2 separate regions of the Homo sapiens genome follow, and region 1 is linked to region 2. Evidence: chromatin contacts called from ENCODE Hi-C or POLR2A ChIA-PET data. All regions are on one chromosome and are shown on one strand. Each heading gives the region's core, a stretch centred on a gene start or an enhancer-like site at or near the end of the contact. The rest is flanking DNA. Distances are from core to core; before and after follow the strand shown.

Region 1 (7,428 bases), core at 2,717-5,216, 1.1 Mb after region 2:
AATCCTCAGTACTACTGGGAAATTCTACCATGTTTCTTTTGTCCACTCACCTTTGTGCTTCCAGACCTTTCCCACTCCCCTCACTCTTTGCTGCAGTCTAAGGTAAACCTACCACCAAGCATTTTATTTATGGATTTATGTATTTTGAGACAGAGTCTCGCTCTGTCACCCAGGCTGGAGTGCAGTGGTGCAATCATGGCTCACTGCAACTTTGAACTCCCTGGGCTCAAGTGATCCTCTCACTCCAGCTTCCTAAGTAGCTGGGACTACAGGTGTATGCCAATGTGCCTAGTTAATTTTTGTATTTTTTGTAGAGACAGGGTTTCACTATGTTGCCCAGGCTGATCTCAAACTCCTAGGCTCAAGCAATGAGCCCACCTTGGCCTTCCAAAGTGTTGGGATTACTACTGTGAGCCACCAGGCCCGATCCCACCAAGCATTTTAGATCCCCTCCTTCAAGCCTTTTCAGAACCTTCACAAGAAGAACCAGATCATCTCTCTCCTATATCCTCAGCCACTTTCAACCAGATCTTCCTCTTTGACCTTAAAACATGTTTAAGTCTCTTCTACCTTAAAAAAGCAACCACCAAGGCCAGGTGCAGTGGCTCACACCTGTAATCCCAGCACTTTGGGAGGCCGAGGCGGTGGATCACTTGAGGCCACGAATTCAAGGCCAGCCTGGCCAGCATGGTGAAACCCCGTCTCTACTAAAAATACACAAATTAGCTGGGCATGGTGGTGCGTGCCTGTAATTCCAGCTACTCGGGAGGCTGAGACAGGAGAATTGCTTAAAACTGGGAGGGAGGCCGGGCACAGTGTCTCACACCTGCAATCTCAGCACTTTGGGAGGCCGAGGCGGGCGGATCACGAGGCCAGGAGATCGAGACCATCCTGGCTAACATGGTGAAACACCGTCTCTACTAAAAATACAAAAAAAAATTAGCCGGGCGTGGTGGCGGGCGCCTGTAGTTCCAGCTACTCAGGAGGCTGAGGCAGGAGAATGGTGTGAACCCGGGAGGCGGAGCTTGCAGTGAGCCGAGATTGCGCCTTTGGACTCCAGCCTGGGTGACAGAGTGAGATTCCGTCCAAAAAAAAAATTCAACCACCAAGAAAGGTATCCCCTCAATCTACACTGACATCTCCAGCACATACCTCTCTTCTAAGCTCCAGATCCTCATCCCCAAGTGCCTTATTGGTGCCTCTTCTTTGATGCCATGTTCACACTGGAACTCGGGCCATTCTTCCCATCCTCCACCCTCCCAAATATGGTCCTCTTCCGGGGCTTCCCAAAACAATGAGTGCCAGCACTACAATGGCTCATCCCAGAGACCCAGGAGACATTCATGATTCCTACCTCTTCCTCACCCTCCATATCCATTTCACCACTGATTTTACATCAATTTTATTCCAAAATCTTTCTCAAATTTGACTTTCTTTTTTTTTTCCATCCCCATTGCCACTACCATAGTCCATGAATGGTTTTCAAAGGGAGGTTCATGTACCCCATAGTATGGGAAGGCAATCCATTGGGATACTGGGAGAAAATATTAGAACTTCTACATTTCTTTCTTTTTTTTTTTTTTTTTTGAGATGGAGTCTCGCTCTGTCACCCAGGCTGGAGTGCAGTGGCGCAATCTCGGCTCACTGCAAGCTCTGCCTCCCGGGTTCACACAGTTCTCCTGCCTCAGCCTCCAGAGTAGCTGGGAATACAGGCGTCCACCACCACGCCCGGCTAATTTTTTGTTGTATTTTTAGTAGAGACGGGGTTTCACCATGTTAGCCAGGATGGTCTCGATCTCCTGACCTCATGATCCGCCCACCTCGGCCTCCCAAAGTGTTGGGATTACAGGCGTGAACCACTGCACCCGGCCTCTTTTTTTTTTTTTTTTGAGATAGATTCTCGCTTCATCGCCAAGGCTGGAATACAGTGGCGTAATCTCAGCTCACTGCAACCTCTGCCTCCCAGGTTCAAGTTGTTCTCCTGCTTCGGCCTTCCAAGTAGCTGGGATTATAGGCCTCCACCACCACGCCTGGCTAACTTTTTGTATTTTTAGTACAGATGGGATTTCACCATGTTAGCCAGGATGGTCTCGATCTCCTGACCTCATGATCCGCCCACCTCGGCCTCCCAAAGTGTTGGGATTACAGGCGTGAACCACTGCACCCGGCCTCTTTTTTTTTTTTTTTTGAGATAGATTCTCGCTTCATCGCCAAGGCTGGAATACAGTGGCGTAATCTCAGCTCACTGCAACCTCTGCCTCCCAGGTTCAAGTTGTTCTCCTGCTTCGACCTTCCAAGTAGCTGGGATTATAGGCCTCCACCACCACGCCTGGCTAACTTTTTGTATTTTTAGTACAGATGGGATTTCACCATGTTGGCCAGGCTGGTCTGGAGCTCCTGACCTCAGGTGATCCTCCTGCCTCAGCCTCCCATAGTGCTGGGATTACAGGCATGAGCCACCATGCCTGGCCCGTCTCTATGTTTTTGACTACTCTAGGTACCTTATGTAAGTGGAATCATAGGATATTTGTCTTTGTGACTGGTTTCTTTTGGCATAATATCTTCAAAGCTCATCTATTTGCATCGTAGCTGGGATTATAGGCATGCGCCACCACGCCTGGCTGATTTTGTATTTTTAGTAGAGACGGGGTTTCATCATGTTGGTCAGGCTGGTCTCGAACTCCTGACCTCAGGTGATCCACGCGCCTTGGCCTCCCAAAGTGCTGGGATTACAGGCGTAAGCCACGGCGCCCGGCCTCCTTCAACGCTGAGTAATATTCTATTGTTATGTTTATACCACATTTTGTGAACCCATTCACCCGTGGATGGACATTGGGTTGCTTCCACCTTCTGACTAATATGAACATGGGTGTACACATTTATATCCACTCTTGCCTCCCCTCCGTAGTCCTTCCTTCTCCACACTGCATCTAGAGTAACCCCTTTACACTCTCAAGTATGGACAAATCACCTCTTGCTTAAAACTCATTAGTTTTGCAACACTGTCAAGTAAGACCTAACTTCTCACCACTCTGATTTATTATTGGAACACAAAACTGGGCCATGCTCCGTGGCTCAAGCACTTTGGGAGGCCGAGGTGGGCGGAACACCTGAGGTCAGGAGTTTGAGACCAGCGTGGCCAACATGGGGAAATCCCGTCTCTACTAATAACACAAAAATTAGCCGGGCGTGGTGGCGCACGCTTGTAATCGCAGCTATCCGGGAGGCTGAGGCAGGAGAATCACTTGAACCCGGGAGGTGGAGGTTGCAGCGAGCCAAGATCACGTCACTGCACTCCAGCCTGGGCGATAGAGCAAGACTCCGTCTCAAACAAACAAAACCCACAGAACTGGAAGACCCTTGCTGCTGCTTCTGCGTAATGTGTTCTCCTCCCTTCTCGTTTTTTTTTTTTTTTTTCTCCCTTCTACCCCTTAGGACCTCAGCTCCTGCTCTTTCCCTGGGGGAATTCCGGATCACTCTCCTTTACTAGGTCAGGGTACTCTCTCCCTCCCTCTTACTCTTTCCCCTCCTACCACTTGTCACCATTGGTACTATATTATCACCCGGATATGTGACAATGGTATTGTGTATTTACCACTAAGGAATAAACTTATGAGGGAGAGAGCACTACCCGTTCCTGCAGTGCCCGTCGGGGCCTGGCATCTAGGAAACACTCCATACGCCAGTAATCGATTTCAGTCAATTTCAGTAATAAATCCAGGAGGACGCAGCCCGACCCCTCCCGCCCGGGGGCCAAGCCATGGTGGGGGATCTGGGTGGACCTCCGGCTCTGGCCGCCAGTCCTCAACCTCCGCCCCGGCCGTCCCGCTTGGGGGCCCAGGGTCCCAGGAGAGGAGGCTCCGGGGCGCCCCCTCCCCTCTAATGCGAGAGGAGAGTCCGCTCTAGGCGCGGGATCCGCAACCTCCCCGCGTCCGCCCGAGGCGGGGGCGGGGCCGGACCGGAGACGTAACTTCCGGTGTACACAGCCGGTCCAAGGCGGTGCGCTGGGGGCCGGGGCGCGTCGCAGGTGAGGAGCGGGCGCGGCGGGCGCAGGCGGGGGCTGGCGGGCGGGGTCGGGCGGTGGGCGGTGGGCAGCGGGGCCGCGGGCCGCAGCCAGGGCAGACGGCGAGACGGGCCCGCGGGGCGCCGCTCCGCTCGGGGCCGCAGGGCGCGGGGCCGTGGGCTCCCGCCCCTTGCCCGCCCGCTGTGGAGGACGCCGGGCTTTGCGGGCGCTGGCCGGCCGACGGAAGCCCGGAGGGGCCTCCTGGCGCGAACCCGGGACCTGGGGGCGCGTCGGAGACTCGGCGGCCGCGGCACCGCAGGGGCGGGTCGGCGCCCGTCAGGCGGGGAAAGGGGACGCTCCCTCGGTTCGCCGGGGCCCGGGAGGTCGCGCTGGCGCCAGGACCCGCTCCCGGAAGCCCGCGGAGGGAGGGCGGCCTGCTGGCGGCAGGGGTCCGCTGGGGCTAGCCGGGGAGGCGGCCCTCACGCCATCCCGGGGCTGCCGGGCGGGCTGCGCGCACCTTCCCGGCGGCGCCAGGCTGCCGAGGAACGCGCTTTTCCGGCCCTGCGGAGCCAGCTGGCGCATTGGGCCCGAGGGGAGGGTCCGCGGGGACCGGGAGGGCCGGGGCTGAGCGTGGAGGACCCGAGCCCGAGGGACGAGCGCAGAGTCAGGGGTGTGTCTTTCTGCGCCGCGCGGTGCGAGGAAAGAAGCGTGCCTGGTTGGCATGATAAGAATTTTGTTTAGACTTTTTAGAAATTTTCCAGAGACTCAGCTTTGGGGGCCTCCAGTTTGAAAATACCTTGTTCTGGTCCCTCATCCCCATTATAAAAGCAGTTAATTCTCCTTTCCTGGCAAAACACTCAAGACGACACAAAAAGTCTTAAGGTAGAAAATGACAGTCATCTGCCAGTCTACCATTCAGTGACAACCACTGCTAACATTTTGGTGATAATCAATAAATACAGATAGGTATTGTTATTTTTATGGACTTTACAGTATGTGATTTAACCACCGATGAGCATTGAGATAGTTTCCAATTTGTCACAAGATAAACAATTCTGCCGGAAGGATTTGTTTGATATGGTCTTTTTTTTTTTTTTTTAATAAGAGACTGTTGCCCAGGCTGGTCTCAAAACTTCTGGCCTCAAGCGACCCTCACGCCTTCGCCTTCCAAAGTGTTGGGATTACAAGTGTGAGATATTACACCTGGTCTGATTGTTATCTTAGAATAAATTTACAAATGGGGTCAAAGGTAACTTTATTTGTTTTTTTTTGAGACAGTCTCCCTCTGTCACCCAGGCTGGAGTGCAGTGGCGGGATCTAGATTAACTGCAACCTTAGCCTCCCGGGTTCGAGCGATTCTCCTGCTTTAGTCTCCCGAGTAGCTGAGATTACAGGCACCCACCACGCCCGGCTAATTTTTGTATTTTTAGTAGAGACAGGGTTTCGCCCAGTTGACCAGGTTGGTCTCGAACTCCTGACCTCAGGTGATCCGCCTGGCTCGGCGTTCCAAAGTGCTGGGATTATAGGCGTGAGCCACCGTGTCCGGCCGTAACGTTCAATTTTTAAGAATACATAGTATTTGTTTTCCTTTGACATATTTGGACAATTTTTCTGTCTCTTTGTCATAAAAAAAAATTCCAGCCTGGCGCGATGGCTCATGCCTGTAATCCCAGCACTTTGGGAGGCCGAGGCGGGCGGATCACTTGAGGTCAGGAGTTCTAGACCAGCCTGGCCAACGTGGTGAAACCCGGATTCAACTAAAAAAATACAAAAAAACACATTAGCCAAGCATGGTGGCGCGCTCCTGTAGTCCCAGCTACTTGGGAGGCTGAGGCAGGAGAATCGCTTGAGCCCAGGAGGCGAAGGTTGCAGTGAGCCGAGGTCGTGCCACTGCGCTCCAGCCTGGGCAACAGAGTGAGACTCCATCTCAAAAAAAAAAAAAAAGAAATTCATGTTTGCGTCTCATCGTTTCATGGTTTTATTTTTTTGCCTTTAGTCTACCTAAAATTCATTCTTGGTTTAAAATATGAAATATTTTGTAAATGGCTAGTCAGTTCCAGATTTATTGAATAATATGTAAGCTTTATCATTTTATCATATTTTAGACTAAAAGTTCTAAGTGTATGTTTGTAAGGGCTACTTACAAAGTTCATATTTACATTTTGTGTGTGCTTAGATGTTTTCAAGTGTCTTTAAAAATCACAGTATTTTCTTTTCACAGTATCTTCACAATATTTTGTTTTAAAAAGAAATCATTTTCCAATACAAGTACAGGGAATATTTCATGTTTGAGATTTTTTTTTTCTTTTTAAAGCAAAAAGTTTAGTTTATTGCCGTTTCATTTGCTTTCTTGCTGACAAGATAACAAACTCCATATGAAGAGTTCAGGTTTGTTGTGGCAACTTTTCAGTGTGGCATTTGAGATTCTAATCTTCCTCTATTTTTGCACACAAATACGTAGGTTGGCATTGGAGACCAAGATAGAAAAGTTCTCAGATTCCCTTGGCAAGCCTAGATTTTTCAATCTAAAATTATCTCCAGATGTTTGGAAGACCATGTTTTAAGCATCCTTTTTTTTTTTTTTAAGCAAATTGCACATGATTCTGTGAAAATTTTAGTAAATGTTTGTTCTGTTGAAAACCTATAGCCTAATACATCAGGATCCATGTGTCAAGTGGGTCTTCCAAGTCTATAGGAAATAATTGTTTCTGAAAGCTAGCAGGCTGGGATATCACATGGGTTGGGTGTCCACTCTCTTTTTTTTTGAGTCGGAGTCTCCCTCTGTCCCCGAGGCTGGAGTGCAGTGGCGCAATCTTGGCTTACTGCAACCTCCACCTCCCAGGTTCAAGCAATTCTTCTGCCTCAGCCTCCCTAGGAGCTGGGATCACAGTTGTGAGCCACCACCCCTGGCTAATCACTCTTTTTTCCTCCTGTAACTTTGTCCTTAGTGAAAAATGATGATCTTCCTAGGTAGGCAAAAAAATGTTGGTTTAGATAAGGAATTGATTTGTTTTGGAGTTATTGAAAAGCAGGTTGCCGTTTTCTCTGAAGTGTAAGTTCACAGAGAGCCTGAATGTTGTGTTTGGATTAAGGAAAAACAGCAACAGGTTGTGCTTGTGCTTCAAATGTCTTTAACTCTACTGAAACTGCCCTCTTGAGGGTCCCCTAACTGATGCATGCAGTGGCCATTGCTTAATTATTTTCCTTGACTTTGATCTCAGGTATTTGGCATGGTGAGCTATTCTTTCTTGCTCTCGTGAATCTCCCATTGATTGGCCTTCTTTTTTCTTTTTCTTTTTTTTCTTTTTTTTTTTTTTGAGACAGAGTCTTGCTCTGTTGCCCAGACTGGAGTGCAGTGGCTCGGTCTCAGCTCACTGCAACCTCTGGCTCCAGGGTTCAAACGAGTCTCCTGCCTCAGCCTCCCG
Region 2 (7,103 bases), core at 4,604-7,103:
TGCCAGCATGGTTCTTAGCTCACCAGGCACTGGGAATTGGTGAGGTTTATCCCGGATGGCCCTGCGAAGTTGACATTTCTTCTCCTTTGGCGTTGCTCAGTTTGTGCCTTTCAAAGAACCAAAATGGGTTCCAAAACTCTGATCTGAGCTCTAGAAAATTGTTTTGCTCAACCTTTTCTTCAGGTCAAATGATTGATTTTATGATCCAGGCTACTCAGAGAAAACTCTGCTTACAAGAGGAGGTGAGAATCACAGGAGAAAGACATTGAGGGTTACAAACAAAAAGTGGCAAAATACAGACAGGCTTTTTATTATTATTATTTTTCTGAAAAAGAAGATGCTTAAAAATTGGAATGAATAACTTCATTTTTTTTCTGAGATAGAGTCTTGCACTGTTGCCCAGGCTGGAGTGCAATGGCACAATCTTGGCTCACTGCAACCTCCACCTCCTGGGTTCAAGTGATTCTCCTGCCTCAGCCTCCAGAGTAGCTGGGACTACAGGCATGTGCCACCATGCCCAGCTAATTTTTATATTTTTTGTAGAGATGGGGTCTTGCTATGTTGCCCAGGCTGGTGTCAAAATCCTGGGCTCAAGCAATCCTTCCACCTAGGCCTCCCAAAGTGCTGGGATTATAGGCATGAGCCACTGCACCCAGCCAAATAACCCACAATTTTATTAATTAAATATACAACACTGAAATATACTTGAATAGCACTGAAGACAAATGAGGATAGGAGTGAGAAAAAGGGAGAGTGAATAGTTGGGGTGGAGAAGCAGAGGAGTAAGTAAGAGAGGGGTGGAACAGGGGGAGACCACGCCTGACATTGTTGGGGGAAAGATGGGGAGCAGGAGAGAGCCTCTGTGTAAGCGCCACCCAGCACCAAGCCCCAAAGGCTGTCTGTCAATCAATCACTCCTGACACCAGCTGCTTTTCCCTCCAGCGCCAAGGGAATACTGCAGAATCTTCCCAAATGAGGGCAATTTGTGCCCCAGTGGACATTTGACAATGTCTGGACTCATGTTTTGTTGTCACAACTGGGTGTGGGGGTTCCTGGCATCTAGCCAGGAGAGGCCAGGGATGCTGCTCCACCTCCTACAGAACACAGGACGGCCCCCACAACTCTGAGTGACCCAGCTCAAAATGTCCACCTTGGTGTGGTTGGCCCAGTGCCGTGGCTCACGCCTGTAATCCCAGCACTACTTTGGGAGGCCAAGGCAGGTGGACCACTAGAGCCTAGGAGTTTGAGAGCAGCCTGGGTAACATAGCGAAACACTGTCTCTATTATTATTTTTCTAAAAATTGGTGCAGTCGAGAAATGCTGGAACAGCGTGACAGTCTGAGCAATTCACATCTGGACCATGGTAGGCAGTGATCAAAGGCATGATGAACATGAGCTCACAGGAGATGCTGACCCCCACTTAGGTATGTCTTCAGGTCCTCTTGGGGCGAAGTGCTAGCATGTGCAGCCCGACCATGAGCTCACAGGAGAAAATACCCCCGGCTTTAGGTATGTCTTCAGGTCCTCCAGGAGCAAAGCGCTAATGTGTGCACCCCACCATCTGTGTTTCAGGGCACATTCCAATGCAATCTCAAACTGCTGTTTTACCTTCAGTGGCCATTTCCTGTGTACAAGCTCCTGGGATAAAAACTTAAAAATATGGAACGTCCACACAGGGGAGTTTCGAAACTGTGGAGCCTGTGTGACTCTGATGCAGGGCCATGAAGGTTCTGTCAGTTCCTGTCACTTTGCCAGAGACAGTGAGTAATTAACATGCAGAAGGCCTCCATTCCTGTGGGAGTGCTGGGCAGAGTTCTCCATGTTCCGTTCAAATGGACAGAGAGGCAATTTCCAATGATGCTGACAGGGAGGGCGGATTCTTCCCCACGAGAACAAAAAACCCAAGAGGGAAGACCACAGGTACCAGTTTACAGTGGTAGAAACTCAGCTCAATGTGGCGTATGCAACCAAAGAAATTGATTAATCCTGTAATGGAAAAGTCCAAGAGCACGTCTGACTTCAGGCATGGATGGGACAAGAGAGTCAATGCTGTTGGGAACCCAACCCTTCCACTCTGTCTTTCAACCTAGCTTCCCTCTGTATCAGCCTTTACCCCCAAGGAGGCAAAGATGGCCGGATGAGGTGCCTTATGCCTGTAATCCCAATGCTTTGGGAGGCCAAGGTGGGAGGACTGCTTGAAGCCAGGAGTTCAAGACCAGCCTGGGCAACACAGCAAGACCCTGTCTCTACAAAAAAATTAAAAAATTAGCTGGGTGTGGTGGTGCACACCTGTAGTCTCAGCTCTTCAAGAGGCTGAGGTGGGAGGATCACTTGAGCCCAGGAGTTTGAGGCTGCAGTGAGCTATGATTGTGCTACTGCACTCCAGCCTGGGCAACAGAGTGAGACCCTGTGTCTAAAAAGAAAAAAAAAAAGGCCAGGCACAATGGCTCATGCCTGTAATCCCAGCACTTTGGGAGGCTGAGGTGGGCGGATCACCTGAGGTCAGGAGTTCAAGATCAGCCTGGCCAACATGGTGAAACCCCATCTCTACTAAAAAATACAAAAATTAGCCAGGTGTGGTGGTGGATGCCTGTAATTCCAGCTATTCGGGAGCCTCAGGCAGGAGAATCGCTTGAACCCGGGAGGCGGAGGCTGCAGTGAGCCAAGATTGCACCACTGCACTCCAGCCTGGGTGACAGAGCGAGACTCTGTCTCAATATATATATATATGTATATATATGTGTATATATATATATATGTATATATATGTGTATATATATATGTATATATGTGTATATATATGTATATATGTGTATATATGTATATATATGTGTATATATATATGTATGTGTATATATGTGTGTGTGTATGTATATATGTATGTATGTGTGTGTGTGTATGTATGTATATATATATATATATATATATATATATATATATATATATATATATATAAAATTAAAGAGGTAAAGAGGACCTTTAGTGGTCCAGCTCAGCCTAGTTCTGGCCCCTGGCAGTCCTGGAGAAAGAGACCTTCTGTCTGATGGTGCCAGAACAAGTCCCAGGGAAGACTCCCATTGGCTCAGCTTGGGACACATGTCCATCTCTTAATGAATCACTTAGGGGGCAACGAAAGCCTCTGATTGGCCAGGTCTGGGTGACTTGCCCACCTGCAGAGCTAGGGTTGGGGTCAGAACCCCCTGATGCAGAGGGACTAAGAGTAGGCAAGGAGTGTTTCCCCACAGGAAATTGGGAGCTGTTGCCAGATAAAGGGACATAGAGGTGAATGGGGGCAGTGACAGGAAGCCACCGCGGCTAGCCAGCTCCAGGGAGGGAAGTGGGTGCTCTTGACACTCAGGAGCCAAACATATGCTCCCCTATCCTGGTGAGAAGTGGGGCTTGCTCTGTGTGTCTGGGGGCCTCAGCTGGCACACATGCCACTGGGGCCTGGCTTGAGAAGCACTAGGGTGCTTCTGGGCAACTTTCCCTCTTCAGCAGCACCCCTTGTCTAAGTCCCACTGTGAGGCACCCTGCCAGCTTCTGTCCTTGGCTTTATGGGGTTCAGAATCACATGCAGTTGAGCCAAAATTGTGCCACTGCGCTCCTACACTCTAGCCTGGGTGACGGAGTGAGACTCTGTCTCAAAAAAAGAAAAAAAGAAAGAAAAAAAAAAGAATCACATGCAGTTAATCATTATTATTCCTGATTCTGTATTTGTGAAGTCACCTACTTGCTGATATTTATTTGTAAACCTAAAGTCAACATTCATGGCACTTTCAAGGTCACTCACAGATGTGAAGAGCAGCAAAAAATCTAAGTCACCTCCCAGCTGAGGTTGGACAAGGCAACACTCTGCCTTCTTGTTTCACCTCCCACGTGGTAAAATGTCCTTTTTGTGGTCTATTTAGTGCCACCATTTTTTTTTGTTGTTGTTTGTTTGTTTTGCTCCCTCTGTTGCCCAGGCTGGAGCGCAGTTGCGCGATCTTGGCTCACTGCAACCTCTGCCTCCTGGGTTCAAGCGATTCTCCTGCTTCAGCCTTCCAAGTAGCTTGGATTACAGGTGCGCACTACCATGCCTGGCTAATTTTTGTATTTTTGGTAGAGATGGGGTTTCGCCATGTTGTCCAGGCTGGTCTTGAACTCCTGTCCTCATGTGATCTGCCTGCCTCAGCCTCCCAAAGTGCTGGGATTACAGACGTGAGCCACCACACCTGGGCTTTCTTTTGCTTTTTGTTAGTGATTTTGCTGTGTAAAATGGCTCCCTTGGCCGTGTGTGGTGGCTCACAGCTTTAATTTCAGTGCTGGGGGGGTGCTGAGGCGGGAGTATTGCTTGAACCCAGGAGTTTGAGATCAGCCTGGGCAACATAGTGAGACCCCATCTCTACCAAAACAAAAAAAAAAAATTTAGCCAGGTGTGCTGGCACCTGCTTGTAGTCCCAGCTACTTGGTAACTGAAGTGGGAGGATTGCTTGAGACCAGGAGTTTGAAGCTGCTGTGAGCTGATTGCATCACTGCACTCTAGCCTGGGTGACAGAGCAAGACCTTATCTCTAAAAATAAATAAATAAATAAATAAATAAATAAATAAATAAATAAATAAATAACAAATAAAATGATCCCTAACCACAGTGCCGAAGTGCTGTTTGCCGTTCCTAAGCGCGAGAGTGCTATGATGGGGAAAATGCATGCATCCATTCAGGCATGAGTTACAGCTGTTGGTTGTGAGTTCAATGTAAACAAATCAACAGTATATATGCAATAAGGTGTCTTTAAACAGAAACACACATAAAACAAAGTTACGTACTGATCAACTGATGAGAATGTGACCAGAGCTCGCAGGAAACTGACCCTGTATTTCCCCTAGGAGCGATGGTTCAGTATTCACTAATTCAGTGTCTGCAAAAACTGCAGAGGCCCCCAACCTTTCTGGCGCCAGGGACAGGTTTCATGGAAGACAACTTTTCCACAAATGGGAGCTGTGGAGGATGGTTTCGGGATGACCCAAGTGTATTACATTTATTGTGCCCTTTATTTTTATTATTATTACATTGTAATATATAGTGAAATAATTATACAAGTCAGCATCATGTAGAATCAGTGGGAGCCCTGAGCTTGTTTTCCTGCAACTAGATGGTCCCATCTGGGGGTGATGGGAGACAGTGACAGATCATCAGGCATTAGATTCTCATAAAGAGTGCACAACCTAATCCCTCGCATCCGCAGTTCACAATAGGGTTCATGCTCCCGTGAGAATCGAATGCTGCAGCTGATCTGACAGGAGGCCGAGCTCAGGTGGTAATACGAGCGATGGGGAGTGGCTGTAAATACAGATGAAGCTTTGGCTTGCTTGCCTACCACTCACTGTCTGCTGGGTGGCCTGGTTCCCAACAGGCCATGGATTGGTACCAGTCTGTGGCCCAGGGACTGGGGACCCCTGTCATAGAACATGACTACTGTAAATGATAAGAATCAGCTGTAATTGGCTTGGGGTCGTGGAGCCACTCCAGGAAGGGGTTTCAGTGTTGTCAGAGTGAGATGAGGTGGTGCCTCGCCAAGGCATCTTCAGCTGGCTTTGGGCTCACTTGGCTTGGAAAGTTGACCCCCATCTCCACCCTTTCATTTTCTGTTGCAGGCTCTTTTCTCATTTCTGGAGGGTTTGATAGGACTGTGGCTATTTGGGATGTAGCAGAAGGCTACCGGAAGCTCTCTTTGAAGGTACATGTGGCCAGCATGAGATTGAGGATCTGAACTTCCCTCCCGAGTCCTTCCTGTGCTCAATGCTGGTTGCTGGGGACACAGCTGTGAGTGACACAGGCCTTGATGCCTCTGTGGGCTGATGAAGGACAGACAGGAAGCCAGCAAACACACCACCGACTGTGAGGAGTGAAATGGAGAAACCACAACAGGGTGACATGATGGGGACAGAGGCGGGGGACCCATCCACATTGCATGGGCAGAGCTTCCTGGAGAAGGAGGTGTTTGAGCTGAGAACAGAAAGGACTACATAAGTGGGGATCTTGAAGAAGAAGGGCAGTCCAGGCAGATGGAACAGCTGATGCAAAAACCCTGAGGTGGGAGTGTCTAAGAACAGCAGAAGTTACTGTGCAGGCCTGGGCACTGTGGCTCACTCCTGTAATCCCAGTACTTTGGGAGGCTGAGGTGGGCGGATCACCTGAGGTCAGGAGTTTGAGACCAGCCTGGCCAACATGGTGAAACCCCCGTCTCTACTAAAAATACAAAAATCAGCCGGGTGTGGTGGTGCAAACCTGTAGTCCCAGCTACTTGGGAGGCTGAGGTGGGAGGATCGCTTGAACCCGGGAGGCGGAGGTTGCACTGGGCCAAGATTGTGCCACTGCACTCCAGCCTGGGCGATAGACTGAGATTCTGTCTCTAACAAAACAAAACAAAACAAAAAACAGAAATTACCTTGAAGAGAGACGCATGCCCTAGTGAGGCATGCACAGAAAGCTTGGGGTTCCAAAATGGGGATGTCAACTGAATGCTCTGGGCTACAAGTGAGAGGATGAGAGGAGCCCCAACTCAGAGTGGCTCTATGATACGGGGATGTGTTATCCAACACAGCAAGAACCCACAATTGCCTCATGCTGTGCCCCTGTTCCCCCAAGGGGCCCCACACCCCAGGATTTCTGCATACTCCCTGGTTTCACGATCTCACTGTCACCTTTGGCTGTGAATGCGTGCATCCCTGATTCTTGGTCTTTCTGTTCCCAGGGACACAAAGTAGACATGTGTCCTTGAGCAGCCCATATTCAGGTCCCTGGGGCTGGTCTATCTGAGCTGTCTTCTCCTAGGACTTGGGGAGACAAAGCGAGTTTCCTCACAGCAAATAAACGGATTAAAATGGAATGTTAAACCTCTCTGTGCTTAAAGTCCCTCTGTCATCTAGGCACAGTGGCTCATGCCTGTAATCCCAGCACTTTGGGAGGCTGAGGCTGGAGGATCATTGGAGGTCAGGAGTTCGAGACCAGCCTGGCCAACATAGTGAAACACCATCTCTACTAAAAATACAAAAATTAGCCAGGTGTGGTCATGCCCACCTGTAGTCCCAGCTACTTGGGAGGCTGAGGCATAAGAATCTCTAGA

Evidence for each region. A loop is a pair of places that touch in the nucleus more often than their neighbours do. ChIA-PET counts read pairs that join two places held with the same protein, here RNA polymerase II (POLR2A). Pooled maps may share reads with other maps.
Region 1: a pooled map shows a loop between it and region 2 (4-fold over the local background). The contact joins the promoter of GARRE1 here to the enhancer-like site in region 2. A Hi-C loop is called at or near these places in 1 of 168 maps with a recorded cell type or tissue (CD4-positive, alpha-beta memory T cell) and 8 of 50 pooled maps. POLR2A ChIA-PET finds 5 or more read pairs at or near these places in 3 of 52 experiments (GM12878, activated naive CD4-positive, alpha-beta T cell and naive thymus-derived CD8-positive, alpha-beta T cell).

Annotation. Positions count from the first base shown.
Region 1 is chr19:34,250,588-34,258,015 of GRCh38, forward strand. It overlaps GARRE1 (granule associated Rac and RHOG effector 1), which reads left to right and starts at 3,967. Exons shown (of 14, transcript NM_014686.5): 1 at 3,967-4,027. RefSeq lists an enhancer at 4,264-4,785.
Region 2 is chr19:33,154,783-33,161,885 of GRCh38, forward strand. It overlaps WDR88 (WD repeat domain 88), which reads left to right. Exons shown (of 11, transcript NM_173479.4): 7 at 1,573-1,760; 8 at 5,632-5,714. LOC124904691 (a long non-coding RNA gene) reads right to left here. Exons shown (of 2, transcript XR_007067228.1): 2 at 4,989-5,873. Among named protein-coding and RNA genes, the nearest start is that of TRT-AGT1-3, 19 kb to the right of the region's middle. RefSeq lists enhancers at 5,721-6,130, 6,474-6,643 and a cis regulatory region at 6,559. Within about 2 kb of position 5,854, at least 4 of the 41 ENCODE cell types and tissues checked have a DNase peak (open chromatin) inside an H3K27ac peak, as active enhancers do.